Regions from separate parts of the Homo sapiens genome. Here all the other regions are linked to region 1. Evidence: chromatin contacts called from ENCODE Hi-C or POLR2A ChIA-PET data. All regions are on one chromosome and are shown on one strand. Each heading gives the region's core, a stretch centred on a gene start or an enhancer-like site at or near the end of the contact. The rest is flanking DNA. Distances are from core to core; before and after follow the strand shown.

Region 1 (5,124 bases), core at 1,616-4,115:
GTTCAGGGAGTGCCTGGTTGCACGGCCTTGTGCCAAGTCCCTGAGGCACAAAGCCAGGCAGGACTCGAGCCCCACTGTGGTGCGCTCCCAACCAGCATGTGTGTCCCCTGCCACTCAGACCTCATTCTGGACTGGTTTGTGGGTTAAGTGCTGACACCTCGGGATGGATAGCACATGTACCTCTCCAACGTCTTCTACCTTTGAATGGCTTATAAAACAGCAAAAGTTGCCCATGGACTAAACTGACTTCTCTTTAAACACTGACTGAGTACTGACAATTTGCCAGGGACTCTGATAAACTGTAAGACATTCAGAATGCCAGGGCACATGAATGTAATAAGAATGAGAAATTCAGGCACGGCCTAACAAACTCACCCAGGTACTGACTGCAGAAGAAACTCAGCGACCTCACGGCAGGTGCTCAGTGAGATGAGGACAGCCAGGGAACAGCAGCAACTGTCCATGTGCATGCATCCACATGCAAACATGCACACGCAAACATGCACACGCAAACATGCACACACATGTTCTGCAACAACTGCAAGGGTCACCACAAGCACAAATCCCTAGGGGACCAAATCAAGGACTCCGGACTCTGACCTGACATCTCTAACTAGCACATCTGCTTTTGTTAACTTTCCCAGGGATAACTGCCCCCAGATGTAAATAAGAACAGACCAGAGTGGGCACTGCAGGCAGGGACAGCGTCTTGGCACCCTTGGGGGGCCACAGCAGCGTGAGCAGACTGGGAGACCAAGGAGGGTGCCGTCCAGCTGCACCCCTGCAGCCAGCCAGTCAGCTGCCCCAGCCTGTGCACTGGCCTGTCTACTGTGGCCTGCAAGGAGGGCAGGCACCCGGTGTAAACCACCAGGCAAGTTGCAGACCAGCAGTCTGGAGCCACTTCTGGGCCAGATGAGTTGGCTCAAGGTTTTAAACATTGTTGAACTAGTTGCTGATATCAGGTAGCATGAATTTGGCCATGAGTAGCAGAATACCTGCACCCAGATGTAATAAGGTGGCTTGGTACACAGCAGGCAAGAAAGGATTCCTGCTGTAATCCCGAAATCTAAGGTATCAGTGCCGAAGGACACTCCAGAGCAGACACCCATTACAGCCAGGCCGCAAAGCCAAGTATACAGCAGAGTGGGGCACGAAGGGAGCCTTGTTGGGCAGGAGCCTGGCCCCCAGCAAAGAGCTGGGTAGCCAGCTGGGAGCTCCCCACACCTTCAGCACAACTAGCCGTCTGCGGTTGGCAGAGAAGTCTGCTGGCCTGGAGATAATGGAACCGGACAAGACATGTCAGCCGCACTGATTTTGTTTGGGAAGGACATCCTGTCTTCCTGCAGCTCTGTCCATGTTGAAGCAATGGAAAGGCTGTGGGTAGGGACTTCTGGAAAACCTTTCCCTTCCCGAAGAGAGGAAAGTGATCTATCTCTGCCCCTGACCTCCGGCCATGGAGCTGGGAGCGAGTGCCATGCTCAGAGCTGCACCACCTGCTGCCAAGTGTCTCTCTCCCTTAGAATGCCATGTGTCAGTCAAACACGGTATTCTGCCACTCATGGCCAAATTCATGCTACCTGATATCAGCAACTAGTTCAAAAATGTTTGAAACCTTGAGCCAACTCATCTGGCCCAGAAGTGGCTCCAGACTGCTGGTCTGCAACTTGCCTGGTGGTTTACACTGGGTGCCTGCCCTCCTTGCAGGCTGCAGTAGACAGGCCAGTGCACAGGCTGGGGCAGCTGACTGGCTGGCTGCAGGGGTGCAGCTGGACGGCACCCTCCTTGGTCCCCCAGGCTGCTCACGCTGCTGTGGCCCCCCAAGGGTGCCAAGACGCTGTCCCTGACTGCTGTGCCCACGCTGGTCTGTTCTGTGTGGGTCTCTTTCTGGTCAGAAAGAGCCGTGTCTGTACGCAGAGCAGCCAAAAAAGCAAAAGCAAATCTAGAAATGAATGACGACCGCCTGAGTAAATGAAAAACCACAGAGCACGTCAGAACACACTGCAAAGACCACACAGCAACATGAAAGTTAGCAGCTGCCCATCTGAGTGGGGACAGGATTGGGGTCACATTCAGTTGTACGAACCTCACCAAGGTCTTGTAAAGATGACAACTGAATCCCTTCACTGAAACCTTGGAGTGGGGACCACTTCTTATATCTCACTTTGACATCTGCACGTCCCCAACCACAGACACAATGAAACCGGGCTTCTTACATATTGTGGGGTTGAACCTGGGTTCAAGAGTCAGCCTTGCCACATCTCAAAATACAAGAGGGGAGTGTGCTCAGCCTGGCACCATCCAAACCCATCCGTGCCCAGAGAGCCGAGTGGGCGTGTGAAGGAGCTGAGGAGGTTATGGAGAGGTGACCCCACTCTGCACCACCACCCCCCGGTAGCTCTTTCCGTCTGTAGTAAGAGTTAAGTCCAGTAGAGCCCACAGGACATAGCTCCTATCCACCACCATGTTGGGGGCCTGGGCTGCGTAGCCCTTGTGCAGGCATCATGATAGGGCCATTCGCGGCGCCACCCCAGGAGCCGGAAGGATGCCAACAAGGCGGCCGCTCAGAGCCCCACAGTGCAGCTTGACTCATGGACACAATTCGGCACAAGGCCAAGCCAGAGAGATATTCCTAGAAATGCCTTTTCCAAGAAAAGCCCAGAGGCAGGCGAGCGCACTGCCACTTTGGTGCAGGACTGTGTGTGGGGGTGTTATTTCCAGGGAAGCTGATGACAGAAGCCCCAACTCTGGTCATTAAACTCCCTCCTCCACAGTGGGAAATACCCACAGTCCTGGTCCTTCTATTGCTCAACTGCAGTTAGAAGCAGAAGTGCGAGTCTGAAGCACTATCCTACCGCAAGCTGTTTCGATGAACACAAGTTCCCTGTTCCTGCTCTCCGTTTCATCGGCAGTTCACCTTTACGTCCACGCACAGCCGTGTGGAATAGGCTCAGTCCACAGAGAGCCAGCGAATGCTGCACAAGGAAGCACGGACCGGACCACGCTTGCGTTAGAAACTCACCAAACAGCGCCCGGGGCTATCATGCCCGCTCCTGCCCGCGGTCCTTGCAGCAGGGGCACCTCCAGGGAGAGGGGACTCGCAAACTGCCCAGTCACCCGCAGCTGTCTCCCTCCCTCGTCACAGACCAGCACCCTCTGCCTGGGTCCCTTCCTTTCTGCATCAAAGGCCAAGAGCCAGTGCCCAGATGGGCTCTACCGACCTTCAGAGAGTCTAAGAAAAGATGGTGGATGAGCTTGTACATCACACTACATGGTGTTCACTTTTGAGGCTGAACAACTACTTCTCACTCCAGGACTGCAAGATTTGGAGGCCTCAATCCCCACTGTAGGATCTAAGATGGTCCTGTCCTGCTCAAAAGGACTTTGCCTGTTGGAGTGGGAGCCCAGAGATCTGGCTGAGCACCTTGAATGGCAGCTGGCCCTACCCTAAAAGCCCATGGTACCAGACCACGCTATAACAGCAGCAAGGCCACAGGGACACAGGGTGCTCCTCCTTCCTGCAAATGATACAAAAGTGTATGTGCAAATGAAAGCAAAGGACAAATCCAAAAAAGGCAAGCATCCTTATATATAAGAAATCTATATTTTTATACATTACATATGTAAATATGTATGTTTTTGCTTAGAAAAAAAAGTTTTTGCTTGTTTTCTAATAGCAAATGAGTAGAGTATTCTATCTGGGTCCAGGCTCTGGAAGGTGGTTTCATAACAGAGAGCTGCTTCCTCTTCGGGCAGAAATCTGTCCACGGCCCCCAACCCACAGGCCCTGCCCCAGCACGCTTTCCAGCTGGAAGGCTGATGGTGAAGCCCCCAGTCCACCCAGAGGTAAGTGGGAAGAATGTTCCTCATCAGACAGACATGGTGGAGCTGCCCTATCAGCACACAGCATTACACACAAAACCAGCCCACGTTTGTATCAGTGATTCCCCAACTTTGATATTTCACGCACTGTCAACATTAAAAATAGAATTGGGGGATGCATATATTGTACTTTTCATTTGGCCAGATAAGGGCTTTTTAAAAGCAAACTAAAACAAAGGGCCTCTCTACCACTTACTACAACATCATTTCCCAGAAGAATATTTCAACAACAAAAAGAAGGACATAATCTAAGACTAAACGATAGTTCTTTTAAGTGGAATAAATGAAGTCTTATGGAAAACTGAATGCCACTTTCAGCTCTCATTTTCTCCTTGAGCAGGAGAACATCACTATGGGCTGGCAGAGCCCTCAGGAACTGTCTGGAAGCAGGACCACAGTAGTCCAAGGGCCCAACTAGCTCTCATCTTGCAAAAGTGCTCCTTTATAATAAAATAAAAGAAAAACGTAAATGAGAGAAAAAGAGAGTTGAAAGTACAGAAGGTGTCAGTTAAAGAAAATATAGACAAAAAGATAGGGAGATAGAATAAGGCAAGGACGTTTTACCGATGTTTTCAATATAGGCTCTCTGTATTGCTAAAGCTTCTTCTCCCCACAAAAACCTCAAGAAATTTACAGACCTGCTAGATTCTAAAACCACTGAATGTCACAAAGGCGCTACTGCAATGATGTATACCGACTCCATAGCCTGGCAGAGATCAAATGCCCTTGGACTTCACAGAAAAAGAAAAAAAAAATCTGTAATTACTTGCTTCATGATGTCAAAGTACAAAATGCCAATGTAATATATATTAAAGCAAGATGAGTAAATATAAGTTAATATGCATCTAACCATTCACTTTCAAAACATATTAATACTCTTTACTTGAATAGACAGAAAATATAATCATATTTCCAGAAATGCCTAGTGTTCATAAAAAACACTTTCACTTATATCATCTCACCTAATACTATAAAAAACCCTGTGAGATAGGCATTTTACAGATGAGAGAAGAGAGGTTAAAATGACTTTTCTAAGAAATCCCAGAGAGAAAGCAAAAGCAAGTGAGTATTTCCAAAGCCCTTAATTCACTAACCCATACCACGCTGGCCACTTGGGGAACACGCAGTGTGTGCATTTGATACAAACTCTAGGACGCCTCTAATCATGACAAAATCATGCAAAACACACCACAGTAGGTCTGTGGGGTTATTACAACTCTGAGAACTTGAACTTTTACATTTCCT
Region 2 (5,124 bases), core at 1,025-3,524, 120 kb after region 1:
ATGATTACAGAAGCCTGTCGAATGCTGTTTACACCAAAGATCGAATGACAGCCATGCTCCAGGGAGCTGGTGAGAATTTCCCTGAGGAGGACAGCGAGCACCGGCCTTGCAGAAAAAGCCCCACGTTAGGCAACGAGGGATGAGGCCAGTGGATGGCAGGCTTCGCATGAAATGCTAAGGAGCTGTGGTTTTTGTCTCTAGAGAACAGAGGCATGTGCCTGTGTGAGCAAGACCGCTCACACTCACGACACCCACACTCCTCCTGTGTGATGAGGACTCATGCTGGCCTTTGTCTCCATCTTCTGGGAGAGGCTCTCTAAAGCCTTACAATTTCCCAAGTGATGGGAGTGTCTCTGCTATTCATGGTGGGCCCTGATAATTTATGCTAACAGGTCACTCACGGTGGGGGCCTGCGTGGTTTCAGGACGGGTGACGGTCTTACAGGAAAGACCCACGTGTCACCAGAGGATCAGGGCTCTGAGCCTGACCTCTAGGGAAGGGAGGTGGCTGGAGATGAAGTTCAACCATCAGGCCAGTGATTCAATCAATCACGAGTATGTCATGAAACCCAAGTGGAAGCTCTGGCCCCAAAGCTTGGTGGAGCTTCCAGGTGGTGAACGCATGGATGTAGTGGGAGGGTGACCGGTCTTGAGCACATGGAAGCTCTGCCTTCCAGGCCCTCCTGGACTGTGTCCTGCTGTCTCTTCCTTTGGCTGGTCCTGAGCTGTGTCCTTTGTAATAACACTGTCATCATACATGTAGCACTTTCCGGAGTTCTGAGAGTCATTCTGGTGAATTATTGACTCTGAAGGGGTCAGGGGAACCCCTGACTTGGTCAGAAGTGCAGGTGGCCTGGGGACCCTGGAGTTTGCAGCTGGCATCTGAAGTGAGAGCATTCTTGCTGGGGATGGTGCCCTTCACCTAAAACTTTTGGCCCCAACTCAGGGCCTCAGTGTCAGAAGTCCCTGCCCTCACCTTCCATGAAAAGTCTGCATGGCCCAGGCCAGAGCTTCGGAGGCCCTGGGTCTCCAGACCCAGGAAATGGAGGGGCTTCGCTTCACCCCCAGTCCACAGACTAACTACTCTGTGAAGAATGCTAACCTTTGGTCACAAGGGAGCTGAGGATTGGGGGTGATGAGATCTGAGAAAATGGGGAGAGCTAAATCATCCTGAGTGCGGCGGCTCATTGATACTGTTGTGGTGCCTTACACAGCCAGACTGCAAATGTTCTGGCCTAAATCCACTCTTTCAGAGTAAATAGTAACACAGGCAAATAGAATCATAGCTACCATCGACTGAACTATAATGGGAAAGATGCCAAGTGAGATTTATTTTTGTTTTGCTTTTTACCTAGTGTTCCTAATGTCCTTTTCTACCAGTGACGCGCAGCTTGGTAAAGGCCTGAGTCTGGCATCTCGCTGTGAAGCGGCCCCAGGTGTCCCCAGCTCTGTCTGTTGGCTCTGCCCCACAAGCTCGCGCCCGAAGCCACAGAGACACAGGGTGGGTGGGGGTGGAAAAGTGACGCCCAGGAATCGCTGGGGCTTTGCAATGTGGATGGTAGGAGGGTGGGTTGCGCCATGTGCTCCCCCCGCCTCCCTCACCAGGTTGGTCTGTTGCGAGGCACTTTCCCCAGTTGGCTCTGTCCAGGCCCCAGGCCGCCAGCATGGTGGGGAGCCCCTCTCTCGGCCTTGCCGTGGCTGCAGTGTGGACACACGTGCGTATTCAATCACTCTCTGCTGCCCCTAGACTCTGATAAGAAGCTGGGCGTTCAGGGTGAAGGCGTGGAATGATGAGCAGCACACAGACGGCATTTTGCTGAGCATCAGCAGGCGCTCCTCCGTCGGTTGCTTTTGCATAATAAATGTGGGGAAGATTTTTCAACCCCGTTTTCCTATGAGAAAGCTGAGCTCAAAGGCTGAGCTGCTTTGCTGAGGTCACTCAGAAACTCAGAAACTCACAAAGCAGGGGTGAGACCTCTGCTCGACAGCAAAGGCAGGCAGCGTCCCTCATCCCTGCACCACGAGGGCGTCACAGCCCCTTCCCGGGTGGCCACAGCCACAGGGCACCCTGCGCCCTCTCCGGGCCTCGCCTTCCTCTTCTGAAACAGGACGGTGATCTCATCCCCCTCACAGGCTGATGCAGAGACCTAAGGAGCACACTGGCTGTACACGGAGGAAAGCACCTCGGTTTCCTGAAGCAGTGTGGCATTCGAGTCTGATTTCCAGCAACTCCACTGCCCCCGCAGCCAGACTTTGCATGAGCAGAGTTCGCAAACCTTCTAGAATCTGGCGAGGAACAGAGGAAATCAGCTAAAGGGCGTAACAGGAAGTGGGGCCTGGACCGGGAACCTGGTTCCTCCGCTCTTTCCCTATAGGTACAGAAGGAACAGGCCCAGGAATGAGTAAGAATGTTTTTCTCTACAAATAACTCACACCCAAGCCTCAAGCAGGGTTAGGGAGTGAGGCATTGTGTCATCACCTACCACAGGAAGCCCAGAGCCAGGGCAGACTCCAGACACGGCACGCAGGGTTGTGACTCTACACACCTGGCGCCTGGGGCACTGGTGTCTTCCAGGCAGCTCTGCCAGGTGTCACATCTGGACAAGACAGAGAGGTACTATCTTCCCCTTAGGAGTGATGAACTCCTTTCCAGAAGCTTCCTGCAGGCTTCTCCTCATGCCTCACGTCTAGAATAGAGTGATCTGCATGTTCCAAGAACAGTCACTGGTTGGAGAGTTGGTATCACCGTGACTGGGTGAGCCTGATGGCTCTAAACTCTGGCTGTACATCAGAAGCACACACTGAGCTTCTGAAAAGGAGAGGCCTGGGCCCCACTTCCAGAGATTCAGTTCAATGGATCTCCTGTAGTACCTGAGCATCAGAACTTCGTAGCCCCCGAAGGTGCATGCTACGGCCAGAAAGAAACTCAGGGAAAAATGGATGTTGCAGAGACGTCGCCACAAATGAAACCCACAGCGACAGGAGAAAGCGGCTCGCGTCCCGTTGAAGAAGATGCTTCCCTGGATTACTGTGCAGAGTTGAAGCTTTACCTTTCACCTGGAGAACGCGTGGTTCTGTGACCAAAACAGTGGCAGCTCCTCCACCAGCCCCTGCTGCTCCCATCCCTTCCAGGGAAGAAACTTTTGTTTCTGTGATGCCAGCGCAGGCATTCAGAGCAAAGCCACTTCCAGGAAATTCTAAGAATGAGGTGCGGGCACCACTGGGCTGGCGCATGAGAGTCATGTGCCTCAGACTCCACGCCCCCTGCTGACCGTGCCCACAGGCTCCCAGGTTATCTGTGGCGGAGGTCAGGGTCTGCTGGGCAGGGTCAGGGATGTCTGGTTGGGCTGAAGCAGATGCAGGGGTCCTGCGGTCACCACTGCCTCCGATGAAGCTCTGAATGGTCTTCTCTGTTCTTCCATACGGTCATGTGCCACACAACAACATTTCCAACCACAGACAGCGTATACTATGGTTGTCCTGTAAGAGTATAAGGGAGCTGAAAAATTCCTATCATGTGATGACATTGTAGCCACCTCAACGTCTTAGCACAATTATATATATATACACACACACATATATATACTTTATATGTAGAGAGAGAGAGTGTGGCCTACGTGTGCAGTGTTTATAAAGTCTGCAGTAGTCATAGTGATGTCCTAGGTCTTCACATTCACTCCCGACTCACCCACTGACTCACAAGAGCAGCTGCCAGTCCTGCAAGCTCCACTCATGGTAAGTGCCTTGCACAGGTACTGTTGTTCATCTTTCGTATTGTTCTTTCACGGCACCTTTTCTCTGTTTAGATACACACACGCCACTGTGTCATAATTGCCGACAGCACTCAGCGCAGTGACATGCAGGTCTCAGCCTGGCACGACAGGCTGTCTCATATCGCCAGGTGTAAAGCAGCTCATAGCACGCGGGTGTGTGGAAGTTCACTCTGCGATGCTCACACAACAGCAAATTGCCTGAGGACCCATTTCTCAGAAGGTATCCTTGTCCTTAAGCAACACATGACTGACATTTGTAAAAGGGGCAAGAGACAGCTTGTGCTTCTCAGAAAAGGTGCCCATTTTCAACTGGTTTAGGAAATTTAGAAAGAGGGAGGAGGAGTATTAAAGTGGCTAAGAGTGTTTCTTTCCAGTTGGTTGATTCTGCACCTCACACACCTAAGGAGTCTGGGAAACATCCTGGGTAGCAGTGGTGGAGAGTGGTCGTAATTTACATTGAAATGGGGATCACCACTGCATATACAGATGGCCTTGCTAGGTGCTGAGGAAGCTCTGATGCCCCCGCGAGGATCAAACATGAGTCGTGGAGACAGGACATGGTGACATGTAGGAGAACACAGTTGAATGCCAGGTAAGCCCCACGTGGGCCTCATGGGTTCAGAGGCTTTTTTCAGAATTACTTCCAGTAGAACGGTTGCCCGTCACAGGGAGCATATCCAAGAGGGCGTGTGTGTGAAGCTGGAAAAGTGGCTTGTACTGGGAATGGGGTGTCTCATATCTCTATAGAGAGACCGCAGGGAGCTGAGGACTGAAGGAGAGGTTAGAGCAGCTCAGGCTCAAGCCCTCTTCCCCAGAATCACCAGGAACTTGCCAGGGAGGCTTTTGTTGCTGTTGTTGCAAAATCCAATTGCAATTACAACAATAAGTGAGGAATTAAACTACAAGTATGAATAGCATGGGCAGCTTAATTCTTAATAAGAAAGCCTAAGGTGCTTTCAACTAAACCACTTTCTGAAGTTTTTTTTTTACCAAAAATAAATTATATCCCAAAATTTATAAGAAAAGGTACAAGATAAAAAAGTGCCCCCTTTTAGAGCTAAAGTTGTCAAGCTGCAGATATTTGATTGATTTGTCCGTGAGAGGGTGGGAGGGAAGAAGCCTCCTTATGTGAAGCCGTCTCAGAATTTCTACTCCCAGACCCACATGCGGATGTGGAAAGCCAAACATGTGATTTCAGGCAAATACATTAAAGAGTAAGAGATAGAAAAGTATGTAATTGGATGTATCATTATGATATTTTCCACTGTCAGCAAAAGGAAAAAGATATTGATTGTTCACACGCGCAAAGAGAATCTCACAAACACACTCTTCCTGCAGCCAATGTCCATTTA
Region 3 (5,124 bases), core at 902-3,401, 94 kb before region 1:
AGAGGATGCCACACGGCGAGGGCAGTGTCACGGCTGCTGATGCGCTGCCCCTGCCAACGCCTCAGAGGAGCCCCTGGACTCGAAATCCTGCCTCTGCAGCTCTGTAGGCCTCCGTCGGTCTATTAATACCTCAACTGATAAAGAAACATTTCTTTCCCATTCCAACACATCCTAATCAAAAACAAATGAGACCAGCTTGCTGGCGGATTGCCTTGTGTTCAGTTCATGCCGGTGGCTCAGACCAGGGAACTGGGGGAAACCACAGTGTTTCTAATAACTGAAGAACTGTGTTTGACCTGGGCGTTTTCCCCGTGAAAGCTGAGTTGATCAAGCCCGCAGAGATGAAAACTGGGCGTCGGTGGAGAGATGAGTCACAGCGCTCCGTCCCTCACGGTGGCCCTCCTGCTGCCCTTCGTGGGCTGCTGCCTCTTCTTGTGTCTTCCTCCACTGCTCAGCTTGCCCATAGGGGTCTCAGGCACCGCAAGGCCGCTTTGTAAAGAATGGATGGAGCATGCACACACAGTGCCCGGCATATTCCTGCTGGGCCGCAGGGTACTGAGCTCCTTCCCTGTACTACTTCCCAGCTCTGCAGTTAGGGTTCTTCTCATTGGAATGGTAAAATGTTTATCCCAAGTGTATGTCATCCAAATGCTCAGTGAAAATAGTCCACCTGAGTTAACCTCTGTCCCCCAAAATGCCACCTTGTATCTCTGATAGAATTCTTGCTCCCTTCCTTTGAGAAGTGGAGCCAGGGGTGGCAGTCCTAGCCCCGTTACCGTGCATTTAATTTTTAAGCACATCTAGCTGAGTCATCCGTGACATCCCAAGCTATTTGTTGGTGCCTGAGAATACAGAATGAGTAAGATGCCGCTCCAGGCCCAGGTGAGAAGTGACACCGTGCTGGCAGCCTTCACAGCCCTCGCTCGCTCTCGGCGCCTCCTCAGCCTTGGTGGCCACTCTGGCTGTGCTTGAGGAGCCCTTCGGCTCGCCGCTGCACTGTGGGAGCCCCTTTCTGGGCTGGCCAAGGCCAGAGCCGGCTCCCTCAGCTTGCGCGGGGAGGTGTGGAAGGAGAGGCGCAGGCGGGAACCCGGACTGTGCGCGGCGCTTGCGGGCCAGCGCGAGTTCCGGGTGGGCGTGGGCTCGGGGGGCCCCGCACTCGGAGTGGCCAGTTGGCCCGCAAGTCCCGGGCAGTGACGGGCTTAGCACCTGGGCCAGCAGCTGCTGTACTCGATTTCTCGCCGGACCTTAGCAGCCTCTCCGCAGGGTAGGGCTCGGGACCTGCAACCAGTCATGCCTGAGCCTCTCCCCAATCCCAGCGGTGGGCTCCTGCACAGCCCGAGCCTCCCGGAGGAGCCCCGCTCCCTGCTCCAGGGCGCCAGTCCCATCGACCGCCCAAGGGCTAAGGAGCGCGGGCGCACAGCACGGAACTGGCAGGCAGCTCCACCTACGGCCTCTCTGAAGGATCCAGTGGGTGAAACCAGCTGGGCTCCTGAGTCTAGTGGGGACTTAGAGAACCTTTATGTCTAGCTAACGGATTGTGAATATACCAATCGGCACTCTGTATCTAGCTCAAGGTTTGTAAATGCACCAATCAGCACTCTGTGTCTAGCTCAGGGTTTATAAATACACCAATCGGCATGCTGTATCTAGCTAATCTAGTGGGGACCTGGAGAACTTTTGTTTCTAGCTCAGGGATTGTAAACGCATCAATCAGCACCCTGTCAAAATGGGCCAATCAGCTCTCTGTAAAATGGACCAATCAGCAGGATATGGCGGGGGAGGAGCAGGGAGAGAGAGCCAGGTAAGGGAATAAAAGCAGGCTGCAGGAACCAAAAGTGGTAACTCACTCGGGGTTGGTTCCACATAGTAGGAAGTTTGTGCTTTCTTTCTTTGCAATAAGTTTTGCTGCTGCTGAGTGTTTGGGTCCCTACTGCTTTTATGAGCTGTAACACTCACCACAAAGGTCTGCAGCTTCATTCCTGAAGTCAGTAAGATCACAAACCCACCAGAGGCACTGCCTTAAGAGCTGTAACGCTCACTGTGAAGGTCTGAAGCTTCATTCTTGAGCCGGCGAAACTGAACTCACCAGAAGAAAGAAACTGGAAACAGGAACATCACTTTTAAGAACTGTGACACTCCTCGCGAGGGTTTGTGGTTTCGTTCTAGAAGTCAGTGATAACCAGGAACCCGCCAATTCTGGACACACAGGTGGAGGGAGGATGCCTGTGTGCCTCCAGGGACTGAGCTGCATCCTAAAATCATGGGCTCCATTGTTCCACAATCTCTGAGAAAGCCTGGGGGCGGGAGGGCCTAAGGAAAATGACCATAGGACTTTGTTTAGCATTCTTGTGTTCAGTGCTGGGGGTGCCTGGCCATAGCTGGAAAACACTTCGCTCCTGCTGTTTTGAAACTTCCCTTGTGCCAAGACAGAAATGCCAAGGGAAGAAAAAACATGAAGCGTGTGGTCCCAGACACAGAAGCCATGTCCATCCCCTCCTCTCTCCCTCCTGTTCCATCCCATGGCTGGTTTTCGTGGCCCTGGGCCCTCGTTCCAGACCTACAGGTACTTGCTGTTCCTCACCTAGGGAACATGCTGTGAAAGGAAACGGGATTATAGGAAAATGAAAGAGAAGGTAGCGAAGATGCTGGCAAGTCAAAAATGTATCAGTGTCTGGGATGGCCTGTGGGGATCAGTGCCTCCCTTTGTCCCGGCAGAGTCGCAGTAGCAGGGCTGAAGCCCAGGCCCGACTTTGCGGCTCACACGCCCTTAGCTTACGCATCTGTGAGCAAAAGCATGCTGGGTCTAGGAGGCACTTTCTAGCCTGGCCTGTGTGGTGCTTAGGGTCCCAGCCATGGCATGCTGAATGTTTGCTTCTCTTTGCTGATCCTTTACTGACCTGAATGAAACGAGGAGACTATAAAAGTTGTCAATTACATCAGCTTCTTTTTTTCTTTTGTTTTTCTTTTTTAAGTTTAATTTTGGCTCTTCTAGGAACGTTATGTACTTGAAAAACAGAATACTATGGCATTCCTCAGTGGGAAAACAACTTTTCTCAGATCCGAAGCTACTAAAATGCCTACTTTTGACGTAGGGTTTTTATTTTTTTTGTTTTTAAAAAGAAAGGTGCAGTAAAATTTATTTTTTATTTATTTATTTATTTTTTCAAACGGTCTTGCTCTGCTGCCCAGGCTGGAGTGCAGGGGTGTGATCTCAGCTCACTGCAGCCTCCACCTCTTGGGTTCAAGCGATTCTCATGCCTCAGCCTTCTGAGTAGCTGGGACTATAGGCATGTACCACCATGCCTGGCTAAGTTTTGTATTTTTTTTTTTTTTTTAGTAGAGACAGGGTCTCACCAGGTTGGCTAGGCTGGTCTCAAACTCCCGACCTCAGGTGATCTGCCCACCTTGGCCTCCCAAAGTGCTGGGATTACAGGCGTGAGCTACCGCACCTGGCCAAATTCACTCTTTCTGGTGTGCAGTGCATCAAATTGGGTAAGCACTACCATAAGCACTACCATAAGCATGGCGCTGAACAGTTGGGTCCCTCCTCATGCTGCCCTGGGGCAGACTCCTCCCACCCTCAGCCCCTGGTATTCCCTGATCTCTCCTCTGTTCTTACTATTTTTTGCCTTTTCCAGAATGTCGTATAAGTGAAACCTACAGTAGGTAGTTTGTTGGGTCTGGCTTCTTCCACTTAAATGCATTGAAAATTAATTCATGCTTATGTGAAGATAAGATTTCATCTTTCTTGGTTAAGGGATGCCTAGTAGCAGAATCTTTTGGTCAGATGGTAAGCATATGTTTAACTGAATAAGAAACCACCAAACTGTTTCCCAAACTGGTTTACCATTTTTCACTTTCGCCAGCAACGCGTATGAGAGTTTTGGTTGTTCCGTGTCCTCTTCAACACTGGGTATTGCCAGATGTTTTCATTCCCGTTTTAGCCATTCTAATAGGACTGCAGAGCCCCTTGTAACTGAATTTGAATTTCTGAAATGATGAATGACATTTAACAGCCTTCCATGCGCCTATCTGCCATCCACATATCTTCCTAGGTGGAGGTTTATTTGCTCACGAAATATTCAAACATGCAGATGTAACAGGTTCTCCTCCGCCCACTCACCACTGATGTCTGGAGGAGGGAGTCTTTGTCTGGCTGTTGGTGTGCAGCATTCCCATGGATGCTCTTGATTATTTGTTACTTATGTCGGTCACCACAAACAATATAGCTTGAGAGGCAGCATGAACATAGAATATTTCTGGAAAAGCACAATGGAAATGGAGATTCCTACCCATCTTCAACATCTGACTGTTTTGGCAGTAGTAGACACTGGGGGCTACTAGGTCGGGGAGAGAGTGGGGTAAGGGTTGAAAACTACTTATTGGGTGAAATGTTCAGTACCTGGGTGATGGGATCCAACGTATCCCAAACCTCAGCATCAGGCAATATACCCATGTAACAAACCTGCACATGCACCCCCTGGCTCTAAAGCAAAAGTTGAAATTATATATACATTGAAAAAAGATGTGGCTCTCCAAGCCCACATCTCCTGATATGCTCCATGAGTTGGCCAAGGCTGCATTGGTTCTGTTGTGTGGCGCTCTGACTTTTCTCCTGTGGTCTTTTTACAGGGTTGGTTGGGATGTGAGTGTAACCTCTGCTGGATGTGGTCACATACAACTGTCTCTTCTCAGTTCTTTGCAAAGCTATGACTGTTCCTGTGAAGGTGTGGTTTGAGGTGGCTGCTGGATTTGACCCTGACTTCAGGAAGTTAAAGGCAGGCGCTTATTCGGAACTCTCCTTTCCCCCACCGCACCACCCTGCGGGAAGGACATGCATTTCTAGTGTTGGCTTCTGCATGGCTGCCTGGGTCATGCGTTTTTGTAGCTCATTAAGGATGACTCACAGGGAAATGAACAGAGGTGGCAGCTCTGCGTGGGTCTGAGGCTAGTTTAGCTTATTTGTCTAGTGAAAGGGGTAAGAAGGCCAATGCCATGGCATTGAAACCAGTGGATACCAAGCAGGTGTCAGCCATCCTCAAAGCACATATTTCCATGAGTATCTAGGAAAAGAGGTGGCATGAATGAACTAAGGGTCTCCTACCACTGGGAAACAAACCTGCC
Region 4 (5,124 bases), core at 1,357-3,856, 89 kb after region 1:
AAGATCGCTTGAACCCAGGAGGTCAGGGGCTGTGTGATTGTGCCAGTCCTGGGCAACAGAGCAAGACCCTCTCTCAAAAACAAAGCAAACAAACAAAAAAGAAATAATTTGGTTCAAATGTGTCTTCTACAGAAGAGGAGGCTGAGTCCAGTGAGGTAGAAATCATTTGCTCAAGGTCACACAGCTATACCTGCTGCAGAACTGAAGCTATAATTCACGTCTCTAAGCTCTAAATCCAACGTCCTTTCCACTATCCCAGGATGCCCCCTTCCTGCCGAACCAACTTTCGTTGACCTCAAGAAGGCAAAAAGCCCCCAAAGTCAACCTCCCCTCTTTAAAACCTCTTTAATACAGATTCATAATTCAGCCATCATGCAGAAAAGCACTCAGAAAGGAAATTCCTGATGCTGCTCACCATGGGCTTGGCCAGCCACAGACATGATCCAGCCCATGGGGGAGCCGCCCCGTGCTGGCGTGTCATGAAGACACCAGTATGAGGCAACCGAGACAGCCCACAAAAGGATTCTTGGTTTTATTGTCCCTTGAGACGGGATTGTTCTCTGCCCTTGCCGGTTTTGCATGCTTCTTAAACCCTGTTTGAATAAATGAAGAATTAATTATGAATAAATGAAGACTTAATTTCCCCAAAATGGATGAGCCAAGCCATTCCCTCTAGTACAAAGATGTGAAAGGCATATCTGAGTGGGATCTGGGAGGGACTTAAAAATAAAACAAAATAAATCAGCTTGTTAATCAGGAGACACAAAGTGAAAACCCCACGTTAAAAAGGGAGGCAAGGGAATGATGGACAAGGATTTAGAGTCACAGTTACCAGCCTGCGAGTCAGGTGGGGCGAAGCAGGGACAGAAGGTCGCAAAGGAGCAGAAAATCTGAGTTAAATTGTCATTGTCCGGCAGGGCATGGTGGCTCACGTGTGTAATCCCAGCACTTTGGGAGGCTGAGGTGGGGGGATCACCTGACGTCAGGAGTTCGAGATCAGCCTGGCCAACATGATGAAATCCTGTCTCTACTAAAAACACAAAAATTAGCCGGGTGTGATGGCGCATGCCTGTAATCCCAGCTACTCAGGAGGCTGAGGCAGGAGAATTGCTTGAGCCTGGGAGGCAGAGGTTGCAGTGAGCCGAGGTCATGCCACTGCCCTCCAGCCTGGGCGACAGAGTGAGACTGTGTCTCAAAAAAAAAAAAAATTCATAGTCCTGGCTTATGGATCAGTGGTGATGGGTGGTGGGTCCGTGGGTGTTTTTTTTGTATTATTAGAAATAAATAAATGAGTAAATTAATAGAAAAGGGCCGTGCATGGGCCAGTGGGGAAGTGTGTGGTGAAGCAAGAATTATGAGTCATCTGATTCTGTGCAACCGAGGCCCATGAATGAAACAGTAAAATAAAGCGTAATTAAGGTGCCAACATAATTTCCTCTCCAACTAGAAAATAAACACTTCATGGCATCCCTAAGAGTTTTGGATTTATTATGATTTTACCTGTTGAGATAAATAATCTGTCACTGTAGGTAGAAATTGAAAGTCTCTTTGGTCTGTTTAATATCTGTGTTAAGCTGTCATACATGCATGTCAGCTGTAATTTATAGAATAATAGAAACAATAATGCCTGGCTTACCATTCTAGAATAAGACACTCTACGCTGACCTTGGGTTTCCTGTGTATGGCTTACAAGATCAGACTGACATGCTAAAATTTGTTTTCGTTTCAGTTATGAAATAATTAAGGACAGGCTTTTTCAGGTCCTTCAGTGTTGTTTAAATGAATGAGAAGGTATGTTTCTTTGACTTTCTGAAACAGGGTTTAAGAAGCATGCAAAACTTAGAAGGAAAACAAGAACAAACTGACTAAGGAAGCATTTTGAATGAGTTCGGGTGCAGTGAAATCCTTCGGTGGGCAACTATTAGATCATTTCTGTGCAATCAAATCTTCTAGACTGAATAAAGATAAGCCAGCTTCATCTTAGAGAAAAAGAAACTTTTTGATATATGAGATAATCACAATGCAGAGGTAGATGAGGGAGAGTTTAAGGGGACGGTTTGCAGAAAAGGCTGTCGAATCCCTAAAAATAACAAGGCACTGCCACAGTCATTGGAAAACTCAAATCCTGAGGTGAGGTAATACTAGGAAAATGCTAAGTTCACTAAAATAGTTTTTTCCGCTGCAGTTTAAACACAAGTTTAGAGAGTATTTTTGTTGCTGATGGTGGTTGGTTTTGTTTTTTAAAGTATATTAAAGAAAAAATAATTCATCTCCTTCTAATAACAACAAAATTGAGACCTCTGTTGCAAGGATGAAATGATGGATTATCTCCTCTCTTTATCAAATCATCACTCTGGAATTAATATAAGAATCATAATCTTATTTACCTAGCTCTGTGTGAAAGTGGTCATCTATCAATATATGTGACATTTCATTCAGTAAGAAAGGAAAGAAACTTGCAACCAACTTTCAGGGAAGAAATAACATTTCCTCTGAACAATTCTAAGGAGGAAGGCAAAGTAGAGTTTCATGTTCTCAATTCTGCTGAAGATATGAATCATCACACCTTTGCTAGCAGTTACATGTCATAAGGGCTTTGAGATGCCAAGTGAGTCAAGCCCATTTGTGACATTTGATAGGCCTACTTTTTATCCATGTGGCACTACAGAATGGATTCAAATCTCACTAGAACAATCTTTCTCTTTCTCTCGCTCAGTCTTTTTCTTCTGTGTTTTTCTAGAGTCGAGAAGTTTTAAAGAGGAGGGGCTAGGAGACCAAACATATCAAAAGAAGCCATGGGGGAGCAAAATCCAAAGGAATCTGTCGCATGTAAAGAGATAATATTTTTGCTTTCTTGTTTTTCCTATAGTTGCTGTCAAGGAGATGAGCCCAAGTAATAAGGAGGATAGGTAGATGACAGGGATGGGGAGAAACTTCAAATTAACATTTTTATTTTAACATGTGTATACCAGACACAAACTATTGAAGCCGAGAGAGGGGTAAATAAGAAATACGAATAGACATGTAGCAGGTAAGGAGATTGAATTGGTAATTAAAAACTTCCTACCAAAAAGCTCAGACTCACATGGCTTCATTGGTGAATTCTATCAAATGCAGAATTAGCAACAATCTCTCATAAACTTTTTTTTTTTTCCTTAGACGGAGTTTCGCTCTTGTTGCCCAGGCTGGAGTGCAGTGGTGTGATCTCGGCTCACTGCAACCTCCACCTCCCGGGTTCAAGCAATTCTCCTGCCTCAGCCTCCTGAGTAGCTGGGATTACAGGCATGTGCCACCACACCTGGCTAATTTTGTATTTTTAGTAGAGATGGGGTTTCTCCATGTTGGTCAGGCTGGTCTCGAACTCTCAACCTCAAGCGATCCGCCTGCCTCAGCCTCCCAAAGTGCTGGGATTACAAGCATGAGCCACCACGCCCGGACCCTCTCATAAACTCTTAAAAAGAGAAGAGGAGGAAACACTTTTCACCTTATTCTATGTCGCCAGTATTACCCTGATACCAAAACCAGTCAAAGATATCATAAGAAAAGTACAAACCAATATCCCTTATACATATCAATACAAACATCCTCAACAAAACACAAACTGAATCCAATGAGATTCATCCAAAGAAGATAAGGATGCTTTAACTTTGAAAAATCAGTCAATGTAATGCACTGTATTAATAGCATGACAACAAAACCACATAGTCATCTGAAGAGATGGGAAAAAAAGCATTTTACAAAATTTAACAATCTTTCATAATACAAACACACAAAAACTAAGAATAGAAGGGAACTTCCTCCACCTGATCAAGGGAATCTACAAACAAACCACACCTAACATTACACATGTGGTAAAAGACAGAATGTTTTTGCCCTAAGGAAGTCCACTCTCACCACTTCTATTCAACATTGCAATGGAGGATCAAGCCAGGACAATTAGACAAGAAAGAAAAGTGAAAGACATCAGATGGGAAAGAAAGAAGTAAAACTATCTCTGTTTGTAGATGACATGATCTAATATTAAAAATTCTAAGCATGCCACAAAATAAACTATTAGGCATATAAAATTAGTTCATTAAGGTTGCTGGGTAGCAGATCAATATACAAAAGTCGGTTGGTTCTATACACTAGCAATGAACAATTTGAAAATAAAAGTAAGAAAATAGTTCCATTTATAATAGTATCAAAAAGAATAAAATATTTTAAGGATAGATTTTTCCAAAAAATTCAAGACTTCTACACTGAAAACTATAGTACAAAACATCATTGGAAGAATTACAGAGGATCTAAATTAATGGAAGACATCTCATGAACATAGATTGGAATACTCAATACTTATTGTTAAGACGGCAGTACTCCCCAAATTGATCTACAGATTCAATATAATCCCTATCATTATCCCAGCTGGCTTTTTTTTTTCGGCAGAAACTGACAAGCTTATTATACAATTCATACGGAAAGGCAAGGCACCAAGAATAACCAGAACAATCTTGAAAAATTAAAACAAAGTTGAAAGACTCACACGTCCTGATTTTAAAGCTTACTACAAAGTGACAGTAAGCAAGACAGTGTGGTACTAGCCGGACATGTAGATCAATGGAAGAGAATTTAGAGTCCAGAAATAAATCCTTATGTTTGTGGCCAATCAATTTTGACAAATAGAGCTACCCTAGAATCCAGCAATCCCACTGCTGGGTATATACCCAAAAGAAAGAAAATCACTATACTGAAGAGATGTCTGCATGCCCATGTTTATTGCAGCACTATTCACAATAGCCAAGATCTGGAAGCAACCTAAGTATCCATCAATAGATGAATGGATAAAGGATATGTGGTACATATACACAATAAAGTACTATTCAGCCATAGAAAAGAATTAGATGCTGTAATATGCATGGGACTGGAGGTCATCATGTTAAGTGAGACAAGCCAGGCACTGACTGACAAACTTTGCATGTTCTCACTCACTTGTGAAAGCTAAAAATTAAAACAGTTGAATTCATGGAGATACAGAGGGGAAGAATGGTTCCCAGAAGGTAGTAAGGGCTGGGGTGGGGAGGACAGAAGGATGGTTAAAGTGTACACAAATATAGTTAGAATGGGTGGGTGCGGTGGCTCATGCCT

The links. A loop is a pair of places that touch in the nucleus more often than their neighbours do. ChIA-PET counts read pairs that join two places held with the same protein, here RNA polymerase II (POLR2A). Pooled maps may share reads with other maps.
Region 2: a map of CD14-positive monocyte shows a loop between it and region 1 (2.7-fold over the local background). The contact joins two enhancer-like sites. A Hi-C loop is called at or near these places in 4 of 168 maps with a recorded cell type or tissue (B cell, CD14-positive monocyte, naive thymus-derived CD4-positive, alpha-beta T cell and 1 more), 14 of 37 single-sample maps with no recorded cell type and 14 of 50 pooled maps. POLR2A ChIA-PET finds 5 or more read pairs at or near these places in 9 of 52 experiments (GM10248, GM12878, HepG2 and 5 more).
Region 3: a loop to region 1 is called in a map of natural killer cell, with 2.7 times the contacts of the local background. The contact joins two enhancer-like sites. A Hi-C loop is called at or near these places in 1 of 168 maps with a recorded cell type or tissue (natural killer cell), 1 of 37 single-sample maps with no recorded cell type and 6 of 50 pooled maps. POLR2A ChIA-PET finds 5 or more read pairs at or near these places in 2 of 52 experiments (A549 and HepG2).
Region 4: a loop to region 1 is called in a pooled map, with 4 times the contacts of the local background. The contact joins two enhancer-like sites. A Hi-C loop is called at or near these places in 5 of 37 single-sample maps with no recorded cell type and 10 of 50 pooled maps.

Annotation. Positions count from the first base shown.
Region 1 is chr6:339,057-344,180 of GRCh38, reverse strand. All of the region lies in intron 4 of DUSP22 (dual specificity phosphatase 22), which reads right to left. Among named protein-coding and RNA genes, the nearest start is that of DUSP22, 49 kb to the right of the region's middle. RefSeq lists enhancers at 755-1,255, 1,733-2,002 and a silencer at 4,982-5,124. Within about 2 kb of position 2,865, at least 6 of the 41 ENCODE cell types and tissues checked have a DNase peak (open chromatin) inside an H3K27ac peak, as active enhancers do; they include CD14-positive monocyte and GM12878, where a contact is called at or near this core.
Region 2 is chr6:222,586-227,709 of GRCh38, reverse strand. No RefSeq gene overlaps it. Among named protein-coding and RNA genes, the nearest start is that of LINC03066, 20 kb to the right of the region's middle. RefSeq lists enhancers at 1-90, 651-710, 2,006-2,055, 2,116-2,275. Within about 2 kb of position 2,274, at least 9 of the 41 ENCODE cell types and tissues checked have a DNase peak (open chromatin) inside an H3K27ac peak, as active enhancers do; they include CD14-positive monocyte and GM12878, where a contact is called at or near this core.
Region 3 is chr6:431,863-436,986 of GRCh38, reverse strand. No RefSeq gene overlaps it. Among named protein-coding and RNA genes, the nearest start is that of IRF4, 43 kb to the right of the region's middle. RefSeq lists silencers at 12-212, 2,077-2,241 and an enhancer at 2,015-2,244. Within about 2 kb of position 2,151, at least 2 of the 41 ENCODE cell types and tissues checked have a DNase peak (open chromatin) inside an H3K27ac peak, as active enhancers do.
Region 4 is chr6:249,558-254,681 of GRCh38, reverse strand. No RefSeq gene overlaps it. Among named protein-coding and RNA genes, the nearest start is that of DUSP22, 40 kb to the left of the region's middle. RefSeq lists an enhancer at 2,489-2,558. Within about 2 kb of position 2,606, at least 2 of the 41 ENCODE cell types and tissues checked have a DNase peak (open chromatin) inside an H3K27ac peak, as active enhancers do.